Linked DNA regions of Homo sapiens: region 1 is linked to region 2. Evidence: read pairs that join two places in POLR2A ChIA-PET (ENCODE). Cell type or tissue: GM12878. All regions are shown on one strand. Each heading gives the region's core, and the rest is flanking DNA. Links, peaks and the distances in the headings are about the cores only.

Region 1 (5,168 bases), core at 1,191-3,690, 54 kb after region 2:
ATTCTGGACATTTTATATAACTGGAATCATATGACATGTGGTCTTTGTGTCTGGCTTCTTTCATTTAGCATGTTTTCGATATTCATCCATGTTGTAGCACGTACCAGCACTTCATTCCTTTTCGTTGCCATTGTATCCCATTGTTTATCCACCAATCAGTCAATGGACATTTGGGTTGTTTTCACTTTCTGGCCATTGTGAATAATACTGGTATGAAAAACTTGTAATTCCGGGCTGGGCACGGTGGCTCACGCCTGTAATCCCAGCACTTTGGGAGGCTGAGGCGGGCGGATTACAAGGTCAGGAGATTGAGACCATCCTGGTTAACATGGTGAAACCCTGTCTCTACTAAAAATACAAAAAATTAGCCGGGCGTGGTGGCGGGTGCCTGTAGTCCCAGCTACTCGGGAGACTGAGGCAGGAGAATGGCGTGAACATGGGAGGCGGAGCTTGCAGTGAGCTGAGATCATGCCACTGCACTCCAGCCTGGGCAACAGAGCAAGACTCTGTCTCAAAAAAAAAAAAAAAAAAAAGAAAAGAAAAACTTGTAATTCCGACTTAAAAAACTGGGGTCTACAGGTCTTCAGATATGTTCTTGGGGCTCTGTGACTTCTCAAATTTGAGAAATACTGAATCAGACTACATCGCTTAATAAAGAAAAAAATTGATCAGGTCCCACTCACAGTTAATGGAAGCTTCTATGACTAGATTTGTAGCACAAGCTGCTGTCTTTCTTATCTATAAGGAGTGGACATCTTGTTTTAGGGCCTTCCCAAATCATCTGTTCAATTCTTTCCAGGAGAGGGCTGCAATTAGCAGTATGGTTAACATTTAACTAATAATACTGACGTATGTTGGTTTAGCCCAGATGCTGGCAGCTTTTAATTCTCCAAACTCCTGGCCTGAATACTGATCATGTTTCCTCAGGCTAAAAGCCAGCAAAAAGAATCACCTGGCCAAACATCCCCTTTCAGTCTGCTTTCCTTAGAATGGCCTCCCAGGGGAGCTCTCTGGGCAAACAAAGCTGTTGACCTAGTTTGAAGGCCTGGAAAATTATCATGTGAGTCACTGGGACAACAGAGCAAAGTGCCAGGCCCCTGAGAAACTGTAAGCACAGGTTTCCGATGTCATCTATGTCCTCATAGGCTGAGAGAGGAGTCCCATAGCGGCCTGCCACTTTTCACCCAGCTGCTCCTTCAAGTGGTTTCCAAGCTCCTTGGCCCTGTGCATGGTGCCGCAGGGGCCCATTCCTGTTTTCCTCCCAGCGGGCTCTGAAAACAGCAACTCAGAGAGTGACAGCTCAGTTGTAGGAAACCAAAACAAAACCGGATACTTAGCGGAAGTCCTGTGGTGTTGTTTGGAGCAAGGCCACAAGCCCTCTCTGGGAAGGAAGTGCTGAAGCAGCTACAAAAATTTCAAACTGAAGACCAGGAATCCAGAGGCAGTATTTTAAAATAATACTCACATGAGCGAGGCAGGGCCTTGCAAAAGAGCACCTACACATTACTTAAGGAGTGTTTTATAATGTTTTGAAGATGCTACTTCCTAAATTACACAAAGAGCTAGAGAAGTTAGCCAGAAAAGCAATGTGGGTAAAACTGTTGTTACATTTAGATGGGTTGGACAGTTTGTAGCCTAGATGTCAGAAAGAGTGCTGAAACCTCCATGGGTCCTCATATAACTTCCCTGGGCATAAAGGACCCCTTAAGAAGGGTGAGTATCAAAGCAGAGGCTTCTAAATATTCAGGATAGCATGAAGACAGAAGGAGGACATATTGACAGGACTAGGTGAGGAGACAGTTCATTCATGGCTTTTTTTTTTTTTTTTTTTTTTGGTAACACTTGATTTTTTCAACACTTATACTAGGGTCTTCTTCATCAGGAGGATGTGGATGTTTAACATATCATTAGGCCCGGGATCATTTAAATCCATGTTTGGTGAGTGCTTTAAGAGAGTGAGTGATTATTAAATTCCTTCCATTGTAGGAATGGCAAATGAAATCTCCTTAATGGTTTTAGAGAATAAGCTTTTGTGCCTGGAAGAACTAGAAGACAATTCGATCACCAAGTTTTGGTGTCTTTAGCCCCACTCCTCTCGTTCTCCTCACTTAACTTCTTTCCTTTTTCCTTTCTGCCTCTGTCTACTTCTGACAGAGCAGGTGAACAAACAGCAAATGTGCAGAAAGAGGGTGTTCACTTCCCACCCTGGTGCTGTTGCTGCAGACTGCTTTAGAGCTGCTGTCTCCTGGGCTCAGGCAAAGTGCCAGCATCAATCTTTGTCATCAAAATCCCCGTGTCTGCCCTGTGTGCTGGGTGCCCTTCAGAGCCAGCAGGCCAGTTCCAGGCATGCATTTAGGTAGAAGACTGAAGGAGGGACTAGAGAAAACATTCAGAATTAGACAATAAGGATGAAAGAGGGGCAGAATCAGGTAAAAGTAAATATTTCACCAGTCTGTGTCTTACTGATGCATACAGTAGTGTGCCAGTAACACTGTTCATTTCAACTTTTTGCAATGATGGAAATGTTGTATATCCATGCTGTCTGATATAGTAGCTACACATGGGTACTGAATACTTGCAATGTGGAAAGCGAGGATGTTTTTATCCAGTTTAATTTTTGTTTATTTATTTTTTTTGAGACAGAGTCTCACTCTGTCGCCCAGGCTAGAGTGCAGTGGCGTGACCTCGACTCATTGCAACCTTTGCTTCCCAGGTTCAAGCAATTCTCGTGCCTCAGCCTCCCTAATAGCTGGAATGACATGTGCATGCCACCATACCTGGCTAATTTTTGCATTTTCAGTAGAGATGGGGTTTCACCATATTGGCCAGGCTGGTCTTGAACTCCTGACTTCAAGTGATCCACTCACTTCAGCCTCCCAAAGTGCTAGGATTATAGGCATGAGCCACCACACCCGGCCCAGTTTAATTTTAATTAATTTAAATGCAAATAGTCATTTGTGGCTGGTGACTACTGTATTAGAGACACTAATGTTTCATTGTTTGTTTTTTTTTGAAATAAGATCTCTCTGTGTTGCCCAGGATAGAGTACAGTGGTGCGATCATGGCTCACTGCAACCTCCGTCATCTCCTGGGCTCAAGCTATCCTCCCACTTCAGCCTGCTGAGTAGCTAAGACTACAGGTGAATGCCACCATGTCCGGCTAATTTTTGTATTTTTAGTACAGATGGGGTTTCACCATGTTGCTCAAGCTGGTCTCGAACTCCTGGGCTCAGGCAATGTGCCCGCCTCGGCCTCCCAAAGTGCTGGGATTATAGGTGTGAGCAACCTCACCCGGCCAAGACACTGGTGTTTTAAAAGATAACAGAGAAACATAGGAGACCAGAGATTAGTGTTGGAGTTCTGGGGTCAGATCCCAGCTCTTCTATATATATTTGTTATTAGCTTGTAAAGAAGACACTTAAGCTCTCTGTACTACTTTTCATACAACTGTAACTGGGGCTTAATAATGTTTACCTTATGGTATTGTTATGATAGGTATGGTGGATGGAAGCTTGGATGGGAGGAAAGAGTCATTGACAAGTGTACTCTATCAACAAAACTGGCCGTAAGTATCTGGAAGAGGCAGAGGCCCAGGAGATGTGTACCTTTTCACAAACCCGGCAACCCTGGATTACCAATTGTGTTGCCAAATTGTTGCAGTTGCATTAAGATGTCACATTCATAGCTCTTTTTACTTTTTCAATGTTTTCATTGGAATCTTTCACTTTTATTCTGAGAAACAGATGTTAAAAGAAAAACTGTAGCCAAATTAAATTTAAAAGAGTTTAATTGAGCAAAGAACAATTTGTGAATCGGGCAGCCTCCTGAGCCAGAGTATGCTCAGAGACTCCAGCGCAGCCACATGGTGGAAGATTTATGGCCAGAAAAAGGAAAATGACAAACAGAAAAAAGAAGTGAGGAGGAGAAACAGCTGGATGGGTTACAGTTCGGTGTTTGCCTTATTTGAACACGTTTGAACAGTTGGCCATCCTTGACTGGCCAAAACTCAATGATTGACACAAAAGTAGACTACAGCCTGTATACAGCTCCATTTAGGTTATAGTTCATGATGTACAGAGAAACCTTTAGGCTGAACTTAAGATATGTAAGGAGGCAGCTTTATGCTAAACGTGATTTAACACTGGTAAGGCAAAGGCTATCAGTTGGATTTTCCAGATGAGAACACAGGCCAGGCACAGTGGTTTACGCCTGTAATCCCAGCACTTTGGGAAGCCAAGGTGGGAGAATCACTTCAGGCCAGGAGTTTGAGACCAGCCTGGGGAGCATGGTAAAACCCTGTCTCTACTAAAAATACAAAAATTAGCCAGGCATGGTGGCACACACCTGTAATCTCAGCTACTCGGGAGGCTCAGGCAGGAGAATAACTGGAACTCGGGAGGTGGAGGTTGCAGTGAGCCAAGGTCATGCCGCTGCACTCCAGCCTGGGCGACAGAGTAAGACTCCATCTCAGAAAAAAAAAAAAATTGCATAACAAAACCTTCTCTCTGGAAGACAGCAACTGCAGTCTTTACCACCAGAGAATCTCATGTATGGCTTCCACATGGCTGTGAATAAATGATTTTGTCCTGCAATCTCCTCCTTTGTCTGGCTGAGTTTATAAAGTGCTTGCTACTCAGGCATCAAGAGTATTTCAGCAGACATCTGCACATCCATTTGCTTATACTTTCATCCTATAATTATTTAATTACCTTCTTTTAGTGCCTATAAATAAGAGCTCTGTCATCTGAGAAAAGCCCAGGAAAAATAGAAGGACCATAGAATTTATTTTATTTTATTTAATTTATTTTTTTTTTTTGAGACTGAGTTTTGCTCTTGTCGCCCAGGCTGGAGTGCAATGGCACGATCTCGATTCACTGCAAACTCTGCCACTGGGGTTCCAGCAATTCTCCTGCCTCAGCCTCCAGAGTAGCTGGGACTATAGGCATGCACCACTACATCTGGTTAATTTTGTATTTTGAGTTAACTTCAGGTGATTTCGCCTGCCTCGGCCTCCCAAAGTACTGGGATTACAGGTGTGAGCCACTGCACCTGGCCAGAAGGGCCGTAGAATTGAAATTCAGGTGGGAAAACCACTTTCCCATCTTGGCATGCACAACAATGCCCCCTGTTGACTGAGGCATGCCAGCTTAAAAACAACAACAAAAACA
Region 2 (9,238 bases), core at 3,420-5,919:
TTTTTGTATGCTTCTAGAGTATCTTGTACATATCTCTACTATGATTATCCCATTAATATTCCAATTATTTCTTTGAACATCTATTCTTCTCAACTAGATTATGCACTAAGAGTAAGCAATGTTACACCCCCATTTCTGTAAATATCTGTTTTAGCATACTCCCTGGCAGAGAGAAGTCAGTCAATAAATGTTTGCTAAATAAAGAATGATGTGATGTATTAATGGTATTAATATTAAAGAAGGTATATATCATCATACACATATGCTCATAAAATAATGACTCAAACTTCCAATTCTGTATGCAGAAGCTAATCACCTCCATTGTTTTTTACTTAAAAAAGGGAGACATTTTTAGTCTTCACAATAATCATGTATAGATTGGGGATGAAATAATTTAAGTTTCCTACTATATATAAAGCCACTGAGCAGTAACTTTTTTATTTCATAAAAATCATAATTTTTTTAATCATTAAGTATCCCTTTGTATCCACCACCTTTTAGAAAGTCTATTTACCTACACACCTATCCTCTGAGAATTGTATGTCCTGTATCATTCCCCTTCCATAAAAATTGGGCCTGAAAGCCATGTTTTATGAACCTTTGGCTTCATCGGCCACAGTTGATTAGACCAGAAAGAGATACCTGCCTCAGACTCAATTTTCTCCCAGAGGTTCAGAATGAAATCACAGAACCATGAGCGAATATATGAATTTAAGAGTTAGAAGACATGTCCATCCACGTGCAGTGGTGAAAGACAACATGCAAAGTAAGAAAAATGAAGTGGAAAAGCAGGAAGACTCAGAGAAATCATGCTACCCCAGGGTAGTAAGAAAATAGCTGCATGGGGCTGGGCACGGTGGCCTGTAATCCCAGCAAGTTGGAAGGACGAGGCAGGAGGATCACTTGAGGCCAGGAGTTCGAGGCCAGCCTGGACAACACGGTGAAACCCCATCTCTACTAAAAATACAAAAATGAGCCAGCCATGGTGGCATGTGCCTGTAATCCCAGCTACTCAGGAGGCTGAGGCAGGAGAATCACTTGAACCCGGGAAGCGGAGGATGCAGTGAGCTGAGATAGCACCACTGCACTCCAGCCTGGGCGACAGAGTAAGACGCTGTCTCAAAATAAAGAAAGAAAAAAAGAAAATAGCTGCCTGGGTTATAAATTTCCAGTTCCTGGTTTCCCTTCCCCTTCATGAGTCTTGGCTGTACTTCTATCATCGGGTACTGTGAAAACTCCAGCATCTTTGCCTAATGGGAACTAATTTCCCTTTTTGGGTAAGCCAGCTTACATTTTTTAAATTACAAACAATTTTTTTTTTTTTAAGACAGAGTCTTACTCTGTTGACCAGGCTGGGGTGCAGTGCCACGATCTCAGCTCACTGCAACCTCCACCTCCCAGGTTCAAGCGATTCTCCAGCCTCAGCCTCCCAAGTAGCTGGGATCACAAGCACGCACCACCACGCCTGGCTAATTTTTGTATTTTTAGTACAGATGGGGTTTCGTCATGTTAGCCAGGCTGGCCTCGAACTGCTGATCTCAAGTGACCTGCCTGCCTTGGCCTCCCAAAGTACTAGCATTATGGGTGTGAGCCACTGCACCGGGCCACAAACAAAAAAATTGATTAAACAAACCTCAAAAAAGAAAAGCAAAATATCAGTTAATCAAGGAAGCCAAAAAAAAGTTTTGTTTAAAAAAATGGCTGTTAGGCTGGGCACAGTGGCTCACACCTGTAATCCCAACACTGTGGGAGGCCAAAGTGGGCAGATCACAAGGTCAGGAGTTCGAGACCAGTCTGGCCAATACGGTGAAACCCTGTCTCAAATAAAAATATAAAAAGGTAGCTGGGCATGGTGGGATGCACCTGTAGTCCCAGCTACTGGAAGGCTGAGGCAGAAGAATCGCTTGAACCCGGAGGCAGAGGTCGCAGTGAGCTGAGATCAGGCCAATGCACTCCAGCCTGGGCGACAGAGGGAGACTCCGTATCAAAAAAAAAAGGCTGTTAAGCTGGTATCTTCAGATATTCCTCAGCACAATAAAATGAAAAATATTCACCAAACAGCAGTTTCAAACAATATTCTATAAATCCAACTTCAGTGTAGTTATGAGTAAGTATGAATAAAATTCTATTACAAAGTTCTGGTGTCCAGAAAAAATGAGAGATTAATAGGGAATTTCTTAGACTTTATCTGAACAAATTATTTTTTAAAGAAAAATAATATCAGTTACTACAATTTTGACCAAAAAGGGGGTGAGGTTTTTCTTCTCTGGTGATAACAGCCAGTCTTATCTAACAAGCCAAAGTAACACTGTATAGTTTCCCCCACCCATCTACACCCATTTATCTTAAAAACATGACATTTCAGAGTCCTCAACTAAAATACTCAGTGGTAAAATACAGTGACCTAAAAAAAAAAAAAAAAAAGCGTTCCCCAGTACCACAGTCATTACAGCTATACCTCAGAAATACTACAGGTTAGGTTCCACATCACTACGATAAAACCAATATCACAATAAAGGAAGTCACATGAATTTTTTGGTTTCCTAGTGCATATAAAAAGTTATGTTGCAGGCCAGATGCAGTGGCTCATGCCTGTAATCCCAGCACTTTGAGAGGATGAGGCGGGCGGATCACGAGGTCAGGAGATCGAGACCATCCTAGCTAACAGTGAAACTCCGTCTCTACTAAAAATACAAAATTATCTGGGCATGGTGGCACGTGCCTGTAATCCCAGCTACTCAGGAGGCTGAGGCAGGAGAATCGCTTGAACCCAGGAAGCAGAGGTTGCAGTGAGCTGAGATCACGCCACTGCACTCCAGCCCGGGTGACACAACGAGACTCCGCATCAAAAAAAAAAAAAAAAAGGCTATGTTGCTTTCAGCTCAGAGGAGGCCAACATGCAATTAAATACTGACTGCTATAAAAAGGATTTTAGGGCCCCATAAGGTGGTGCATGCCTACAGTTTCAGCCACTCAGAAGGCAGAGACAGTAAGACGGCTTGAGCCCAGGAATTTGAGGCCAACCTGGGAAATATGGCGAGACCACATGTCTAGAATAAATAAATAAAAATTAGAAGGAAAAAAAACCTTTGTTAATCTCAAGATACAAATTCAAGAGAAGGAAAAAGGCCAGGCGCAGTGGCTCACACCTGTAATCCCAGCACTTTGGGAGGCCGAGGCGCGTGGATCGTCTGGGATCAGGAGTTCAAGACCATCTTGGCCAACATGGTGAAACCCCGTCTCTACTAAAAATAGAAAAATTAGCCAGGCATGGTGGTGCACACCTATAATCCCAGCTACTCGGGAGGCTGAGGCAGGAGAATCGCTTGAACCTGGGAGGCAGAGGTTGCAGTGAGCCGAGATTGCACCCCAGCCTGGGAGATAGAGTGAGACTCTGTCTCAAAAAAAAAAAAAAAAGAGAAGGAAAAAAAAGCTGTTTTTTAGTTTGTTTGTTTGTTTTGTTTTTAAAGACAAGAAACTGTTGCTGAGGCTGGGGTGTGTGGCACAATCATAGCTCACTGCTGCCTCAAACTCCTGGGCTCAAGTGATCCTCCCACCTCAGCCTCTACAGGGGAACACTACCATGCCTGGCTAGCTAGGTGGTGTTTTTCGTTTGTTTTCGAGAAAGAGTCTCACTCTGTCACCCAGGCTAGAGTGCAGTAGTGCGATCTCAGCTCACTGCAACCTCTGCCTCCTAGGTTCAAGCAATTCTTGTGCCTCAGTCTGCCAAGTAGCTGGGATTACAGGCATATACCACCATGCCCAGCTAATTTTTGTATTTTTAGTAGAGATGGGGTTTTGCCATGTTGGCCAGGCTGGGATTACAGGCGTGAGCCACAGTGTCTGGACTTTATTTATTTATTTATTTATTTTTGGAGAAATGGGGTCTAGCTATGTTGCCCAGGCCAGTCTCAAACTCCTGGGCTCAAGTGATCCTCCTGCTTGGCCTCCCAAAGCACTGGGATTACAGGCATGAGCCACCACACCTAGCAGGGAAAAAAAAAATTTAAGTAAAGATTTATTGTAACTGTTTACAATAATGGAAGAAGGCAGAGGTATCAATAATTTTTAATGACATATTGCGGGCTCGAGAGATCCGTACGCCTTGGCCTCCCAAAGCGTTGGGATTACAGGTGTGCACCACCCCGCTAGGCCCATTCTGTGCTCTTGTTCAACCTTTCTCTGTAACATGCTTTCATTTATGCCCGAATAAAAAAATATAGTCTTAGTACAGCTACCTCCCTCACACCTTAATCCAAAAGAGAAAAGGCTAGTTAAATGCTACAGTACAGATTAAATGAAGATTAAAAGTAAGTAAAGGGCATTCCTAGAGTTTAAACAGTGCTATTAATAAGAAAAGTATGCTGAATTTTAAATAAGCAACTAATTAAGTGGTACAATTAAGAAATACTAATCATCATCAACACCAATTTCAAATTTGTGACAGGACACCAAATGTTGGACCTCCTAGAAAGACTAATGGTCAACTTTCCATGACATTTTCAAAAGCTAGGGTTGTGTCTTTGATTTTAAAACCCAGGATTAGTTGGTTTGTTCTTTCATTCACTAATTCATAGCCTGGTGGAGAAGATACATAAATTAAAATATTTAAGGGCAACGATAGTTATAATAGCTTACTTACTGAATATTTATTAGTCATAGGCATTGTTCTAAGTACTTTACTTGCACTAGCAAACTTAAGCTTCACAAACACCTTATGAAGGCATCAATAACCCCATTTACAGGGAAGAAAATGAGGTACACAGAGTTAACACAGTCAAACAGCAAAGTCACGTTTCAATCCCAGACAGTCTGGGTCTGGAACCAACTACTTTATCCTGCTTCTCCAATACTATAGTTCATTCCATAAATTCTTACTGAGTGCCATGTCTGGTCTGGGTGCTTGAGCTATAACATAGTTACCAATAGATTATTCTGGGAGGGACCCAATTATCCAGGCAAGAGTATGGATCTGAGAAGGCGTTCTAGAGAAAGTAATGCCCAGCTGAGTCCTAAAAGTTGTAAAGGAGTTAGGTAGGCAAAAAGAAAAAGGAAGGAGGAAACAAAGGCATTCCAGGCAGAAGGACTACATAAGCAATGGTCAACAATCCAGAAATAGTACGTATATTCAGCAAATCTTCAAAAAGTAGCTCTGCAGAGTTGGAGTGGAAAGTAGAAAGCAGAAATTACTAGAGTTAAGATTAGAGAACCAGGTAGAAGCCAAGTCATGGAGAGTTTTAATGACATACTAAAACCTTATCATGTTGACAATGGGGAGTCAGTAAAGAATTTTCAGGTTTATGTTTCAAACATACCATTCTGGCAATTCTGAGAAGGTGAATCTCAAGGAGATAAAACCGAAGACAGGAAAACTACGAAAAAGTAAGGAAATAGTTCCTAATAACGCAGAAGTTGGAACAAGGATGCTGGGGAAGTGACTGATTCAAAAAATATTTAGGAGATAAATCCAGCAGAATTCAGTAAATAAATGGATGTAAGGAATGAGAGAGAGAGAGGGAGATGGAAGAAATCATGAATGATTCCAAAGTTTCTTCCTTGGTTGATGAAGTCAACAGTAGTCCATGATGTCTTTGAAAGAAAAACTATAGATAGGTAAATAAAGTCCAGTTTGGACAAGAAGAGATGAAGTGAAGGCGATAAATAAAATAATCTAATCTGATGCTTTGGAAAGATACTGATGCTGGAAAAAATGGCCTGGGGAGTAATGGGTAGATACATGGTAACTGAAACTATAGGGATAACTGTAACTTAGAACAATGTGAAGGCTGAGAAGAGCAACTGGCCAACTCAGAAACACCACTGTTTATGGGACAGGCAGAGAATACACAAAAGGGGATGGCATAGTGGAAGTAATGGGACAGAGTTTCTTGAGAAAGTATTATTGTCACTGGTTACTTTACAAGAGCAAGTTTAGTGATATGAAAAAGTAGAAATTAAACTACAGTGGGATAAAGAGTAAATAAGAGAAAAAGGATTTTAGGGCCCCACAAGGGCCCTTGTCATTGATACAGACAACTCTATTTTCTCATCTGCAAAACTGAGATAGTAGGTGACTGTGAATACTAAACAATGTACTACACGGGACCTCACATATAGTAAGTGTTACAGGCCCTCATAGACTGTTTTCACCCTTGTTCACTACACCTAGCCACATCAGGTGCCTTTCTGCTCTCAAACATCCCAGGACCCTTTGCATTGCAAGGCTTTGCACTTGATATTCCTCTTTCCTCACTCAGCTCTTCACATTTCTGGCTCCTTCTTGCTTGTCCAGCGTCAATCTCCCAAGAGACGGCTTCCCCAAGAAGTACTCTAAGGACCCTCTTTCGTTCATTCTCTCAGATCACCCTGTTTTACTTCCTTCATTACCCTTACTACTCTTCGAACTTTTCTTATTTATTTAAAGATAATATGCCAAAGTGATTAAGAGTGCAGGCTCCACAATCAGACTGGTTGCAAACTGCAGCTTTGTCATTTACTAGCAATGTGACCTCGGACAAGTTGTTTAACATCTCTGTGTCTTAACTTCTTCAACTTTAAAATGGGCAAAATAACACACACACATACACACATACACATACCCTGAAAACAAAAAAATAAAATAAAAATAAATGGGCAAAATAATTATTTACCTCATAGACTTCTTGGGGGAGTTAAATTAGCTAAAACATACAAAGTTACCACAAGAATACAGGTACATTTTAAGCTTTCAAATATTATTACATATTTGTTTAGTTGCAGTAATCTTAATGCTCTATCAAAGAGCATTTATCAATATGTACCACTAAAAATATCTGAAGCAATAATAATTCTTAGTCCAAATGTAAAGATGTCAACTAACAACCAAATGAAGCAGTGCTATTCTGACTAAACCTCAGGAAATACTACTGATGGAAGGGATCTTTTTTTTTTTTTTGGTCACAAAAGTCAGGAGGAAAAAAAAACACATCTAAAGCTAAAGATCTTTAGTTGGGCAAGGGAAATTTTTTATAAGCTTTATATATAATTACCATGTAATTTAGATCAATTTATTAAAAATAAAATTAAAATACAGATGTCAGGGGAAAAGGTTTGATTTAAGTAACTTTGGGAAACTTGAAACTGGAAACTCTAACAACAAAAAGAACTGTATATAAGCACTGTTCTTTTTTGGTAAAGGCATTTCTCATGGAGATACAGGTTAACAATTCTAAAAGTGCTGTACATGGACGATGGGACTGAACAAATAAGTTAATAGATGTCAGATGGCGTGAGCCAGATTTCTCACTTTTGGAGAGGGAGGTAATAGATAGCAGAGTAAAGCCAGAATGAACTATATAGTACTGATAGTCAAAGTCATCAGTATGAACTCATGTTTACCTCAATATAGATACAGATAATAGTTATATATGTGTATACATACATATATTTTCCAGGTCTATACACTGAAAAGGCCTAGAAGTCATGATATTCCAACAGCAATGAGCACACTGAGTAACCAGATCTTGGTTTCTAACATGATTCACCAAAAAATAGAACCAGGGATCCTTGGAAAAATGGCTGATTCTAGGGCTGGGGCAGGAAATATACAAGATGAGTCTGGAACTTCTTCTAGTGCCAGAAAGTAAGGAAGTACTCAAAAAACAAAACAATGGAGTATGTCCTGTTGGTAGAAAAATTTGAGCAACAAAATAAATAAAGTAGTATAGGATTATGACCCCAAGTATAAAATAACCATCTATGAGTCCATACATATATAAATAAATGATTGAATAAATATATAAACGGAGAAGAAAAAAAGACTATCCATAGCAGAAGAATTCCAAATAATTTTATAGACAGCTCCCCTTTAAGAAAACAGACCTACTGAGTGTGGTCTACAATTAATGACTTGTTTCCAAAAAGACGAGTACGGGAAAACAATACAGTAAAGAAACCTGGCAAACACTAGCTCAGCCTGGTGACCGAGGTTAACAATATCAGTGATAAGCCGTACTGATAGTATTTCCCCTTGATATGATGCAATGAGAGCGGCACTTTATCTCTGTGACTCTCCTCCCCCAAACCCATAATCCCAGTCTAACCATGAAGAAAACATCAGACAAACCCAAACTGAGGGACATTCTACAAAATCCCTGACCAATACTCCTCAAAACCATCAAAGTCATCAAAAACAAGGAAAGTCTGAAATGCCATCACAGCCCAGATAGGCTAAGGGAAGATGTCAACTAAATGTATTGTCGTATTCTGGATAGGATCCTGGAACCAAAAAAGAACCTTAGGTAAAAACTAACAAAATCCAAATAAATGAATTTTAGTTAGTAGTAATGTACCAACATTGGTTCCTTAACGGTGACAAATTTAACATTGAAATGTCAGACACTGGCAACATGACGAGACCCCCATTTCTTACAAAAAAAAAAAAATAGGGGAAACTGGGTGCAAGGTATACCTTAACTCCCTGTAACTTTTCTGTAAATCTAAACATATTTTATAAGAAAACATTTATTCAAATTAAATAAAAATATGGGGAAGTTGTTGCCTTAACCAATCTGATTTTAGTCCTTTAAGGCATGTATAGTGGGTTGGACAAAAACAGAAATACAGGTAGTATTGTGCAAAATAATCTCAACATTGATGAACCATTTATAATACTGTATGTGTAAGTGCCTATAAGTCATTTTTTTATGTGCACATTTTGATTCCTTAATTGGTAAGAACTACAGGAGCAGAAAGCCCTCCTCCAAGCAGGAGGAGGCCACTCAAATTTGGGACTAAAGCAAAACTGTGGTACTAATTATATTAATAAAAATTCCACCTGGGCCGGGCAATGGTGTCTCATGCCTGTAATCCCAGCACTTTGGGAGCCTGAGGCGGGCAGATCACTTTAGGTCAGGAGTTTAAGACCAGCCTGACCAAGATGGTGAAACCCCACCTCTAACAAAAAATACAAAAATTAGCAAGGCATGGTGGTGTATGCCTGTAGTCCCAGCTACTTGGGAATTGCTTGAACCTGGGAGGCGGAGGTTGCAGTGAGCCACCACTGCACTCCAGCCTGGGTGACAGAACGAGACTCTGTCTCAAAAAAAAAAAAATCCACATGGCTTTTGTAGTGGTAAATATTTTTTTTGTTTCTAAATGAAAGCCGAAATACAAAGATCAGAAATTTATAAAGGCTGGGCATGGTGGCTCACGATTATAATTCCAGCACTTTGGGGGGCCAAGGCAGGCACATAGTTTG

Evidence for each region. Peaks named below come from ENCODE experiments on the same cell type or tissue, not always from the same donor. Only the 100,000 strongest peaks of a DNase experiment are listed, where the experiment ranks them.
Region 1: POLR2A ChIA-PET joins it to region 2 with 22 read pairs; 29 of 35 experiments call an interaction of 5 or more read pairs at or near these places.

The regions. Positions count from the first base shown.
Region 1 is chr15:65,831,788-65,836,955 of GRCh38, forward strand. All of the region lies in intron 1 of LOC105370866 (a long non-coding RNA gene), which reads left to right. Among named protein-coding and RNA genes, the nearest start is that of TRQ-CTG1-4, 35 kb to the right of the region's middle. RefSeq lists enhancers at 559-1,289, 2,022-2,752. In GM12878, for the core only: no CTCF peak of the experiment used is centred there; a DNase peak (open chromatin) is centred at 2,268; H3K4me3 peaks cover 386 bases; H3K27ac peaks cover 642 bases.
Region 2 is chr15:65,776,047-65,785,284 of GRCh38, forward strand. The region is part of intron 1 of DENND4A (DENN domain containing 4A); the gene reads right to left. Among named protein-coding and RNA genes, the nearest start is that of DENND4A, 12 kb to the right of the region's middle. RefSeq lists an enhancer at 1,260-1,309 and a silencer at 3,558-3,617. In GM12878, for the core only: no CTCF peak of the experiment used is centred there; no DNase peak of the experiment used is centred there; H3K27ac peaks cover 141 bases.